2 separate regions of the Homo sapiens genome follow, and region 2 is linked to region 1. A link is a contact called in ENCODE Hi-C or POLR2A ChIA-PET data. All regions are on one chromosome and are shown on one strand. The core of a region is the stretch at or near the end of the contact, and the rest is flanking DNA. Distances in the headings are between cores, read along the strand shown.

Region 1 (6,337 bases), core at 2,690-5,189:
AAGGAAACCTTATAGTCTACAGAGAAGGGCCCTAAAGCAGGGAGGGAGGAGGGTTGCTCTAGGTCCTTGAACAGGCAGTAAGTTAGAGAAACAAGATCTTGGCTTTTATTTTTTTTCTTTCTTTAAGCAGGCGGTTAAACATTATTTTTCTGGTTACTGCACATCTGCCCAATGACTCAATAATCCAAGTTCCTTCCTGAGTCTGTGAAATCCCTTCTCCAGGACTCAAGAAAGGCGGGGACATTGGGCATCCAGGGCTGGATCCTGGCACATGCTCCCAGGGCTGTGCCAGACTTCTAACAGCTTCATGTTAAATGCTGTTTTCAATCATAGTTTATATTTTACATCACATAAGCGAGTTTTTTTTTTTTTCCTGTGTTTAAATCTCCCAAGATCAAGTAAGTGGAAGCAAGAGACCCAAATTGCAGGAAAATGGGAGTGGGTAGGGATAAGGGAATTAGGAGGTTAGGCTTGTTTCTCTCACGTCTTGCCCACCATCCCTTGTCCATGTACTGGTGACCGGTGTGGAAACTGGCCCAGTGGATTTTCCTCATTACCTTTTATCTTTATTATCTTCCTACATTTATGATTAATCACCTGCTCATACTCATGCATCTTTTCAACCTTACTCTCTGATATGGTTTGGCTCTGTGTCCCACCCAAATCTCACCTTGGGTTGTAATAGTCCTTACGTGTTGTGGGAGGGACCCAGTGGGAGGTAATTGAATCATGGACGCGGGTTTTTCCCATGCCGTTCTTGTGATAGTGAATAAGTCTCATGAGATCTGGTGGTTTGATAAAGAGTAGTTCTCCTGCACATGCCCTCTTGCCTGCTGCCACGTAAGGCGCGCCTTTGCTTCTCCTTTGCCTTCCACCGTGATTGTGATGCCTCCCCAGCCATGTGCAGCTGTGAGTCCATTAAACCTCTTTCCTTAATAAATTACCCAGTCTTGGGTATGTCTTTATTAGCAGCATGGGAATAGAATAATACACCCTCTTTCCTCTTTGTTAATTCTATTCCCAGATCTTTAGAAAAGCTTTCCACCTTTCTGCTTGCCCCTCTCCCCACATCCACAGCCTCACCACCATCTTCTCTCTCCATCTTTTCATTCTGCTTCTTTGTTTGAAATGGCCTTAGTCATGCCAGGAAAACATTAGAGCAGGGCTAGGGATACATCAGTACTGAGGAAAGACGGAAGCCAAACATTTTGAAATGAGGATGTTAGGATAAAGAGCCAGGGTCAAGAAACTACAAGCATCTTGAAATTGTGAAGTCATCTTCTCTAGAATCTCCAGTATTTCAATCCCATTACATTCCCCTAATTGAATCTGCCTTTGCCAGCCTTTCTGCTAAAATACAATTTCTTATTAAACTTGATTTGGTTTGGTTTAGCTTAGCTCCTAGCATTGAATCAGTGTTGTTTTCTGATTTACTGCAACCCTACTCTGTTGTTTTGCAACTCTACAGCCCTTAGGTACATTATAAAACTTCCATGGGGTTGACCTAGAAACCCAACAATATGACATTGTTCTGTGGGGAAACACATCCTAATCTCAATTCACTGACTGATAAATGTTCTAGCAGGAATACTTGGCTCCCTAGGTGTCTGCACCATGCTGGGCACATAGAGGTGCTCCACCCCAGGACAAAGTTATTTCATTGAGTTGGCAAATTGAGGAGAAACAGGAATTCTATAAGTCATTGAAGAAATCCATCATCGAATGATGCTTTTTTGACAAGAAGTAATATCACTGCTGTTAATAACTGTGACTCCCCAGAAAAAAAAAAAAAAGTCTGCATTTCCTTTTCTATCTTTTAAATTTTGTCGAATCCTATTTTCCCAGCCTTTGTGTCTCTCCCTAGCCACAATCCACTTGTCCTTCAAAGTCTTCCCTGGTGGTTCCAAGTCAAACAGCAGTAGCTGTACAAGTGTTAATGGTAGTAGCTACTATTTTCTTTTCTTTCTTTTTTTTTTTTTTCTTGAGACAGAGTCTCACTCTATTGCCCAGGCTGGAGTGCAGTGGCATGATCCTGGCTCACTGCAACCTCCACCTCCCGGGTTCATGTGATTCTCCTGCCTCAGCATCCCGAGTACCTGGGATTACAGGCACCTGCCACCACGCCCGGCTAATTCTGTATTTTTAGTAGAGATGGGGTTTCACCATCTTACCCAGGCTGGTCTCGAACTCCAGACCTCCGGTGATCCGCCTGCCTTGTCCTCCCAAAGTGCTGGGATTACAGGCATGAGTCACCATGCCCGGCCACCATTTTCTTGACTATTACATGTACCTGAACTAAGTGATAAGAAGGCATCATCTCATTGAATTCTCATGACTCTCCTATGAGATGCAAACCATCATTACCCCCACTTTGTTAGAGAGGAAAGTGAGGCTAACAGAAGTAAAGTACCACATCTAGAAAGTGGCAGAGAAGCCAAGCCCGGGACCTGAGCTACCTGGTTCTCGAGCCCCTAATCATGCTGCCTGCTCCTATCGCCACCATCTGGTTTCCTCCCACGCACTCCTGATAATGCACAATACAACATTCAATTACATTGTTCGTTCTTTTCCAGCAATAGTGTGTTTAGCTTTTATGCTGTGTTAGATTATACGTTGCTACTAACCATGAGGAACATATGATTCAAGAGAACAAAGAAACGACCTTGCTCTGGTGGTTCAGAGCGAGGGTCTTGGGCTAGATTCTGCAGCTTGCCATCTGTGCCCGTCCCTGAGCCCACTCCTCATCTGTAAAGTGGTGCCCATATCATCAAACTGTGATGAGGATTAAAAGAAATAATACATAGGAAGGGCTCAGATGTGGTAATAGAGCAAAAAAAGTTAGTTATTGGTGTTTCGACAGCAAATACAGTCCTAAAATCATGATGTGGCTAAGTAGTTTTCTGAAAACTAATTTGGCAAGGTCACCAGTCTGCTGTGCCATCCATGTTTTGTCTGGGTGGACTTAACTAACATTCCCTGTCTCTCCCCAATGCATCAGCAATATTTCACATTTTTTGTCTTCTGTCTGCCTTCCAAAATTATGAAAACGTTCGCCCTGAGCAGACCCAGGCAGCAGTCTAATCTTTCTGCCCCTTCCCGCTGTAAGAGAAATATGGAGTGGGTTTGGGGTTACCCAAATGACCCCAAATGTTCATTCTGGTCTGAACTCTCCCACTGACCTCCTCCTATCTCTCCTCCTACCCCTGCCCTGTAGGCAAATCCTGCTCCTGTCATCAGTTTCCTCCTCTGCCACAGGAGAGTATGGGCCAGCTGATCTGAAGGTGGCTTCCAGACTCCTTCAGACTTTTTTTTGAAAGAAGTAAATCCCAAGCTGTTGTCACCATCACTGTTTTCTGCTCTTCATAATATCGATGTGTTATGTGGGTGCGTTTGTGTGTGTGTGTGTGTGTGTGTATAGCCATACTGTGTTCCCATGTATGTATGTATATGTGTCAGTGTGTTTGGCTGCATCTGTGCGTGACTGTATATGGGTGTGTTTGTGTGCACCTGCGTGTGACTGTATTTGAGTGTGTGTGCACTTGTCTGTGACTGTGTGTGCACCTGTGTGTCCTGTATATGTGTTTGTGTGCGCCTGTTTCCTGTGAGTGTGTTTGTGTGCATCTGTGTGTGGGTGTATATGAGTGTGTTTGCATACATCTTTGTGTGTTTGTGTGATATGAATATGTTTGCTTTCTGTGTATCTGTGAGAGTGTGTGTGTCTTTGGACATTTCCACAGGGTTGACGTGGCCCAAACCCAAGTGACAAGAAAAGAGGGAATGGTGGTCAGCTCACTTGTGCCTTCTGCGCGACCCACGCAGGCGGACCCCAAAAGCCTAGGAAGCTCGTGGCCTGGATACCGCCCTCAGCGCAGAGGAGGCAGCCCCGGGCGGTGGGCGGGGCGGGCCCGGGCGGTGGGCGGGGCGGACGGCGGTTCTCCGGGCATGCTCGGCCTCGGCGGCTGCAGGCGGGGCGGGTCGCGCTGGTCCCCGGCCGGCCGGAGCGGCGGCGGTGGCGGCGCGAGGCGGCATGAGGGAGCCGCTCGGTAAGTCCCGGCGTCTAACCCTCCTGGCTCCCACCGTCCATTAGGGCCGCTCCCACGGCGCTTCGCGGGCCTCACCCGCAGCCTCCCGCACTCCCCCCAACTTCTCCAGCTGGGACGTCGCTCCGGTTCCAGCCACCCTGGCGGTGGGGGATGTCTGCACCCCCAGTCGCAGCCCCGCCTGGGCCCCCCGCGCGGTGCCTAGCCCGGCAGCCTCGGGGTGGAGGGCGCCTGCCAGCCCGGGAGGGGCGTCCCCTCCCCTCAGGTGCCCCGCTCGGAGCGCGGGGGTCCCGGGGCGGGCACCGCGGGCCGCGGCTGGCGTTAGCGCTCGCGTCGCCCCTCGGCGCGCGGAGGGCCTGGGGGGCCGGGGTCACTCACTCCCCTCTCGAAGTCGCCCTCCCCAGCCTGTGTCCACCAACCCCTCCCGCGCCCTCGCGCCCAGATCTCGCGGACCTCACCCCAGAGCTGACAGCCGCCGCGCTGGGTCCCCGAGGTCCCAGTTCCCACGCTGCCCCGGCCGTCTGGACTGCCCGGGACGGTGGGGGGCTCCCGCCGCGGCCCCGCTCCCGCTCCGGTCTCTGCGCGGTCTGCGCTGGGGATTAGGGCGCTAATCGCAGCTGCCTCCCAGCGAGTGCCCGGGGCCGCCCGGCTCCTGGCTGCGCGTGGGATGGGAGAAGGGCAGGAGCCCCGCCTAGGAGTGCTGTAAATCCCGTTAATTATCTCATTTATGGGATCTGGAACCCGCCCTCCTAGGGTCTCTGCGCTCAGATCTCCGCGGGCACCCTCTACTTCCCCCGTCTCCAGTCGGGGTCCGTTCACCCCCAAAATGCCAGGGTTTGCCTCGATGCCCTGGCCACAGTGGGGCCCAGCACTAGCTGCTAAAAAGCGCCCCTCTCGCTTCCGTCAAGAAGCAGAGCGCCTGGGATTCTTCTGGGCATTTGTAAAGAAGCTGTGATTTCACTACTGAAGAAGAAAATAAAAACGAGAACTTTAGGCCAGCGCTACCTGGGCATGCCCTGGTGTTTGGTCATCCACGCGCTTAAGGAGTAGAGAGGCCTTGGGGGAATTAGCTTGGGCACATCACCTCCCCACACCTACACCCACTCTCCCACCCCCGCACGCACTCCACCCGCCTCCCGTGTCCTCATTCCCTCCCCAAATCTAGTAGCTTGGTCTTAGTCTTGGGGAGAGGGGTGGGGCGGTGCAGACCACACAACTCCCAGGGTTTCCTGTCCTGACAGTTTAATGTGATGTTTCTCCCACAACTTGTTTTCCTTCTCCGGTCTTTTGTCTTTTCAGATTTACAAGGAATAGATAACCCAGAGATTGAGGGCTAGGGTTGCAAAATACAGGGATTTGGGGGAAGGGGCCTGATGGGTAGGATTCGGGCAGCCAGAAATGCTCTGGCAAAAAAAGGCAGTCTGCATGGTGTGAACTGAGGGTCATGGGCTGTACAGGTAAAACTTTGGGAATGTCAGTTCATTTTAGAATTTTAAGACCACCCGGCAAAGCAAGAATGCATACAGGCTTTTTTGGAAATCATATGCAGATTCTATTTCATTGGACTTGTGTTGGTTTTCGTGTGACATTGGGAGTTTGTTAAAGTGGTTTGGTTTTCCATAACGTCTGTGGATTGGGACTTAATTATTTACCTTGACATTAGGTGTCTAATTCTTAGTCACCAGCTTAACAAGCTTCCTGAAGTCTCTAAGTGTCACTGTGGGCATGCAGCATGTAAGAAACTGTTACTCCGCCTGGAGTGGGCGAGCAAATATTTGTTGAACAGAGGCCTTTAATCTGCTGGGCCTTCCTCCTGTAAAACTTCACCCTTTGCTGCAGAGACTGGAAGGTCAGGCCCTTGGCAGGCCCAGGAGAATTAGGGGATTTGGGTGGGTGGAGAAAGCCTGTTTCGGGGAAAAAAGAAGTTTGGCCTGAGTGTCCACATGCTCTGGATGACTTGACAAAGTCATCAGGGTTATCAAATAGCTCATCGAGTGGTCACAGATTCCAGAAGCCTGTGGTCTATTGTTCGGCAGCTATAAAATGTAGCAGGGTTGGAGGTACACAAGGAAAATAAATAAGGACCAATTTTTTCACTTAAAAAAAGTAAATATGAAAAGATTCTTGTAGTCTAATTTTTAACATGCAATTTAAAAATAAATCCTAGAAATGTTATCAGTACAGAAAGCCCAGAAGTCTGTGGCTCCCCCAAGTTCTCACTGGCCAGTTTGGGAGGACAGTAAACACCAGTCATCCTTAGGAGTCCTTAGTTTTTCTTTTAATGAGCTTGGCGAAAC
Region 2 (6,405 bases), core at 2,564-5,063, 52 kb before region 1:
CACAGCCTCTATTCAGAGCTCAAACTTAGAGCTGCTATCGGAGGAGGATTTTAGATTTAGGAAATTCTCAGCAGAGCATCCGAGGGGCTTTTGAAAAATTCAATTCTTTAGACGCTCATGAAGAAATCAGGGATTTCCTCAGGTAAATATTTTCTTCCCTTTTCCATTGTTTTGTTGAAAGGATGATTAAGAAAATAGGGCCGGTAATCACTGAAAAACGGCAGCTGCTTTCTAGCTTTGTGCTGGTGAACAGGGCTTGTGACAGTTTCTCTGAAAGGGGAATAAAGTGATAAAACAAGGATCTCCTGGAGAGAGAGCTGCAGAATCAATTCTCTGTTTGTGGAGAAAGCGCTGGGTGTTTGAGAAAGAGAGATGCTTCGTTGGAGTCGCCGCATCGCATTTGGTTGTATATAGATTACAAAGGTAGAAAACAGTCGGTTGGTCTTATTCACTGTCTGGGGCAGTGGCTCTGAGGTTGGTCACGTGACCAGCTCATACAGAAGCGGTTCCCAGCACTATCTTAGCATCATATGTTCTTATTGAATAAAACTAAACTGGTTCTCCTTCCTTGTGGCTGCTCTTCAAGTAATCAGGTGCCACTGTTTTTATCTGTTTATATTTCTATCTATCTATCATCTATTATGTATCTATCATCTATCTATCTATCTATCTATCTATCTATTCGGCTTTAAAATTTTTGTGAAATACAGTTCTATTATCTCATATTTTCATATTTTTTAAACTCATGACTTTCTAAGTGATACATCATTAGAGACTTGTCTTAAATCTAGCGCAAAATGTGTTAACATTTTCTTCAAATACCAGTAACTATGGTCTCCTGAACTAAAAGAACAGTTCATTTACAGAATGAGTCATTTTTCTGAAAAACCTGCCACCACACCTCCTGGTTTTTTTTTTTTTTTTTTTTTTAATTGTGCTGTTTTGTGTTTTTTGGCAAACATCTGTGCCTATGAAAGCTTTCAATATATCTCATTGTGGCTGGACCAGGTATTTTCTAGTTTGCCAATCCATAACTCTCCTGAGACATTATTATTTGTCCTTTGCAGTTGCATTTGAAGAAAATTTCCTACCTACTTGATGATAAAGCCAAATCAATCAATCAGTTGTCAGTCAAACATTTATTCATGTGCATTATATATGCTCTGCATCAAATAGTTACCAGGGTTGGGGGAAGACAGTTTCAAAGAAGATAAATATCACCCTTGGTGTTTATCCTGTATCTCCCACCCACATTTATCAAATAATTACAAAACATTATCAACAGCACAAAATGAAGTGCCAAATTTCAAGCTTCAGATTACGGGTGAGGTTGAAGTGGCCATAGAGCTACCATTCAGGAGAGCCCATTGTGCACGGGGAACTAAGTCAACCACTTTGCGATCATCTTATTTTATTCTCTCAATAGCCCTTATTTTACATATGAAGAAAGAGAAACTTACAGAGGGGGCTAAGTGCCCAGTGTCATAATGCTGACGAGTCGTAGACACAATGCTCAAATCTTTAATGCACCCAACCTTTACGAGGCTGAGGCTGGAGAATCATTTGAGGATAGGAGATCAAGACCATCCTGGGCAACATAGCAAGATCCATCTATTAAAAAAATTATTTTTAAAGGAAAATGCACCTAAGAAGAAGTGGTCCCTGGGCAGGGTGCCAAAGGGTGTTCAAGTATTCAAATGGCCAGGAGGAGCAGTGTGCAGGTGAGGAACAGGTTGGAAGGGTCCAGGGTGTCTGGGAGACAGTGCAACAGTGCATGCCCTGATGAGAGGTAAAAAGGAAGTGCTAGGTGAAGAGAGGTGGAGGGAGGTGGGCCCAGAAGTCGCCCTATGAGGAGGGTGGAGCCAGGTTCTGATGAATGCTGCTCTGAGCCATCTGTCTGTTTTGTGCTTCCTTCTTCTCTGCTGGGAGGCTTTTTTTTTTTTTTTTTTTTTTTTTTTTTGACAGTGTCTCGCTCTGTCGCCCAGGCTGGAGTGCAGTGGCACGATCTTGGCTCATTGCAACCTCCACCTACTGGGTTCAAGCGATTCTCCTCCCTCAGCCTCCCAAGTAGCTGGGATTACAGGCGCCTGCCACCACGCCCGGTTGATTTTTGTATTTTTAGTAGAGACAGGGTTTCACCATTTTGGCCAGGCTGGTCTTGAACTCCTGACCTCAGGTGATCCACTGGCTTTGGCCTCCCAGAGTGCTGGGATTACAGGCATGAGCCACTGCACCCGGCTCTGGGAGGCTTTTTGCGTACCTCACCGAGGTTTCATATCCTCCCGCATCAGGTCTTTGCCCAAATCTCCACTCATTTGTGAGGCTTTCTTTGACCCTCCTATTCAAAGAGAACCCCATGACCACCTTCATTGACTCTCCTTAAAAATTGTGACAAAATACATATAATATATAATTTACCATTTTAACCATTTGTAAAGTGTACAGTGCAGTGATATTTCATACTGTACATTCACGATGTCATGCAACCATTGCCACTGTCTAGATCTAGAGCATTTCATCACCCAGAAAGGAAACCCTCTGCCCATTAAGCAGTCACGCCCCATTATCCTCTTTCCCAAGCTCCAGGGAACCCCTGAGCTGCATTTCATCTCTATGGATTTTTTTTTTTTTTTTTTTGAGATGGAGTCTCGCTCTTTTGCCCAGGCTGGAGTTCAGTGGTACAATCTTGGCTCACTGCAACCTCTGCCTCCCGGGTTCAAGCAATTCTCCTGTCTCAGCTTCCTGAGTAGCTGGGATTACAGGCATGTGCCACCACGCCTGGCTAATTTTTTTATTTTTAATAGAGATGGGGTTTCATCATGTTGGCCAGGCTGGTCTCGATCTCCTGACTTCAGGTGATCCACCCATGTCGGCTTCCAAAAGTGCTAGGATTACAGGCATGAGCCACCGTGCCCAGTCTGGATATTTCATATAAATGAAATCATACATTATGTGACTTTTTGTGTCTGGCTTATTTCACTTAGCATTGTAATTTTTTTCGTTTGTTTAAATTTAATTTTTCTAAAGAGACAGGGTCTCACTGTGTTGCTGAAGCTGGAGTGCAGTGGCACAATCATAGCTCCCTGCAGGCAGCTTTGAACTCCTAGGCTCAATCGATCTTCCTGTCTCAGTCTCCTGAGTAGCTTGGATGACAGGTGCATGCTGTTGTACCCAGCTAATTTTTTTTTTAAATTTTTTGTAGAGACAGGGTCTCATTTTGTTGCCCAGGCTGGTCTTGAACTCCTGGCTTCAAGTGATCCTCCTACATCAGCCTCCCAAAGTGCTGGGATTATAGGTGTGAGCCACTGCTCCCAGCCCAGCATCATATTCTTAATGTTTGTCCATGAGGTAGCCTGCATCGGTCCTCCATTCTGTTCTACGGCTGAATGATAGTCCATTGTGTGTATATATCACATTTTGTTTATGCTTTATCAGTTCATGGTGATTTGAGTTGTTTCCACCTTTCAGTCATTGTGAATAGTGCTGCCATGAGCATGGGTGGACAAGTTTTCACTTAAACCCATATTTTCAGCTCTTTGGGGGCATCTACCTGGGAGTGGAATTGCTGGATCATATGGTGAGTCTATGTTTAACTTTTTGAGGAACTGCCAAACTATTTTCCACAGCAGCTGCACTATTTCACATTCCCACCAGCACTGTAGGAAGGTTCCAATTTCTCCACATTCTTGCCAAAAGTTATTTTCCGGTTATTTTTATGATCGCCATCCTACTGGGTGTGAAGTGTGAGCTCACTGTGGATTTGAATCACATTTCCCTCATGACTAATGACACGGAGCCTCTTTTTATTTGTTTGTTGGCCATTTGTCCAGTCATTCACTTTGTATTTCCTTTATCTGGCTTTATTTTTCTTTATACATAGCTTTATGATTTATCATGTCATGTCACATCACATTTTTACTTATTTAAATGAATAAATAAAATGTAACGTATCTCCTCCTAGGACTATGAAAGCCTCATGAAGACAGAGATTCTGTCTACTATTGCATCTCAGTACTTAGGACTGTGTTCATCACTGTGGGAACTCAATATGTATTTGCAGAATAATTGAAGAGCAAATTATGGTTATTCCCCAGCCCTGGGCCTAAGGTCTCTCCAATCTTCAGATGGGTCAATGGTGGGACAGGATTGCTTGAGGCCAGGAGTTAGAGACCAGTCTGGGCAACATAGCAAGACCCCATCTCTAAAAAAAATTTTTTTGAAGAAAATGCACCCAAGAAGAAGTAACCCCTGGGCTGGGTCCCGAAGGGCTGTCAGGCACTCAAATGGCCAGGAGGAACAGTGTACAGGTGAGGAACAGGGTGGAAGGTCCAGAGTGAGTGGAGAGCCACAGCTGGTCCAAACATCAGCAGGCCCATACATCAGGGGTCCATACATCAACCAGTCCATATATCAGGTCGGGGGTAGAGGCATACATCAGCATGTTCACCCATTAGCTGGTCTATACATCAGGGGTCTATACATCAGCTGCCCCATACATCAGTTAGTCCATACCTAAGTGGGTGCATACATTAGCTGGTCCATACATCAGGGGGTCCATACATCAACCAGTCCATATATCAGGTTGGGAGAGAGGCATACATCAGGATGTTCACACATCAGCTGGTCTATACATTGGGGTCTATACATCAGCTGGCCCATATATCTGTTAGTGCATACCTGAGTGGGTGCATACATCAGCTGGTCCATACATCAGTGGGTCCATACATCAACTGGTCCATATATTGGTGGGTCACTCATCAGGAGGTTCACACATCAGTGGTCTATATACCAGGGGTCCATACATCAGCTGCTCCATATATCAGGGGTCCATACATCACCTGGCCCATACATCAGCTGGTTCCTATATCAGAGGAGGCATACATCAGGAGGTTCACACATCAGCTGGTCCATACATCAGTGCGTCCATATGTCAACTGGCCTATACATCAGCGGGTCCATACATCAGCTGTCCTATACATCAGGGAGTCCATACATCAGCTAGTCCATATATCGGGGAGGGCATACATCAGGAGGTTCACACATCAGCTGGTCCATACATCAGGGGTCCATACACCAACAGGTCCATACATTAGCCGGTCCATACACCAGCTGGTCCACACATCAGCTGGTCTATACATCAGCTGGCTCATATATCAGGGAGTCCATACATCATCTGGTCCATGCATCAGTGAGCCAATACATCAATGAGTCCATACATCAGCTGGTCTATACATCAGCTGGCCCATACCTCAGGGGTCCATACATCAGGAGGTTCACACATCAGCTGGACCATACATCAATGGTCCATACATCAGCAGGTCCATACATCAGCGGGTCCATACATCAGCTGCACACATCAGCTGGTCTATACATCAGCGGGGAGTCTATACATCATCTGGTCGATACATAAGTGAGTCCATACATCCATGGGTTTATACATCAATTGGTCCATATATTGGGGGGTCATATATCAGGAGCTTCACACATCAGTGGTCCATACATACATCAGGGGTCCATATATCAGCTGGCCCATATATCAGGGGGTCCATACATGAGCTGGTCCATACACAGGGGGGTCTACATATCAGCTGGTCCATATATCAACTGGTCCATACATCTGCTGGTCTCTAGATCAGCTAGTTCATAAACCAGGGGGTCCACACATCAGCTGGTCCATACATCAGGTGGTTCATACATCAGCAGGTCCATACATCAAGGGGCCCATATATCAAGAAGTCCATATATCAGGGAGTCCATACATCGGGGGCCTATACCATATTATTTATCCTCCCCACATCCCGCCGATGCTGCCATGGCAAATCATAGTATCCTTCCACCATCCACCCAACCCTTGGATTGTGGGGATGGAGGCTGGAGCAGCAAAACAATTATTTGGATAATCAAGGTTTGAGATAGTGAGAACCAGAACTCAGAAGCCACAAGGAGAGCAGAGTGACAGGGACAGACAGGAGAGAGACACGGAAGGAAAAAAAAGCAACAAGATTGGGTGACTGGCTGGTTGAAACAACAGGGGCTTGAGCTGAAGACAGGGCCACAGGCATCCATCAAAGATAACTTCAAGTTTTGAACTTGGAAGTCTGGGGAAATGGTGGCACCATTAACTAGATAGGGACATTAGGAGTAGGAAAAAGGGAAGGCTTGCTTTCTATTTGAGAAGAAAACAAGAGAGTGAAAGGTCCTTAATGAACCAAGCCTAGACATGCATTTCAGAGAGTCTGTGATGATGCCCCTGGTACAGGCAGCCTCAAGAATCTACTGTGGCTTCTTTGTCCCATCAAGGCCAATTCCGCTCCGCCAATCGTAGTCTCCCTGCTTGGTTGAGAAGTGGACAGAATGGCCTCAATGCACACAGACAGATTATCAAGATAACCAAGCATGGGGGCT

The links. A loop is a pair of places that touch in the nucleus more often than their neighbours do. ChIA-PET counts read pairs that join two places held with the same protein, here RNA polymerase II (POLR2A). Pooled maps may share reads with other maps.
Region 2: a loop to region 1 is called in a map of endothelial cell of umbilical vein, with 4 times the contacts of the local background. The contact joins the enhancer-like site here to the promoter of JCAD in region 1. A Hi-C loop is called at or near these places in 4 of 168 maps with a recorded cell type or tissue (endothelial cell of umbilical vein, posterior vena cava, sigmoid colon and 1 more) and 5 of 50 pooled maps. POLR2A ChIA-PET finds 5 or more read pairs at or near these places in 2 of 52 experiments (AG04449 and activated naive CD4-positive, alpha-beta T cell).

Annotation. Positions count from the first base shown.
Region 1 is chr10:30,057,188-30,063,524 of GRCh38, reverse strand. JCAD (junctional cadherin 5 associated) reads left to right here and starts at 3,939. Exons shown (of 4, transcript NM_020848.4): 1 at 3,939-4,043. It overlaps LOC101929256 (a long non-coding RNA gene), which reads right to left and starts at 4,687. Exons shown (of 4, transcript XR_001747405.2): 1 at 4,499-4,687. RefSeq lists silencers at 91-385, 3,827-3,996 and an enhancer at 6,281-6,337.
Region 2 is chr10:30,109,104-30,115,508 of GRCh38, reverse strand. It overlaps LOC101929256 (a long non-coding RNA gene), which reads right to left. Exons shown (of 4, transcript XR_001747405.2): 3 at 4,678-4,861. It also overlaps a transcript of JCAD not described here. Among named protein-coding and RNA genes, the nearest start is that of JCAD, 53 kb to the right of the region's middle. Within about 2 kb of position 3,813, at least 3 of the 41 ENCODE cell types and tissues checked have a DNase peak (open chromatin) inside an H3K27ac peak, as active enhancers do; they include endothelial cell of umbilical vein, where a contact is called at or near this core.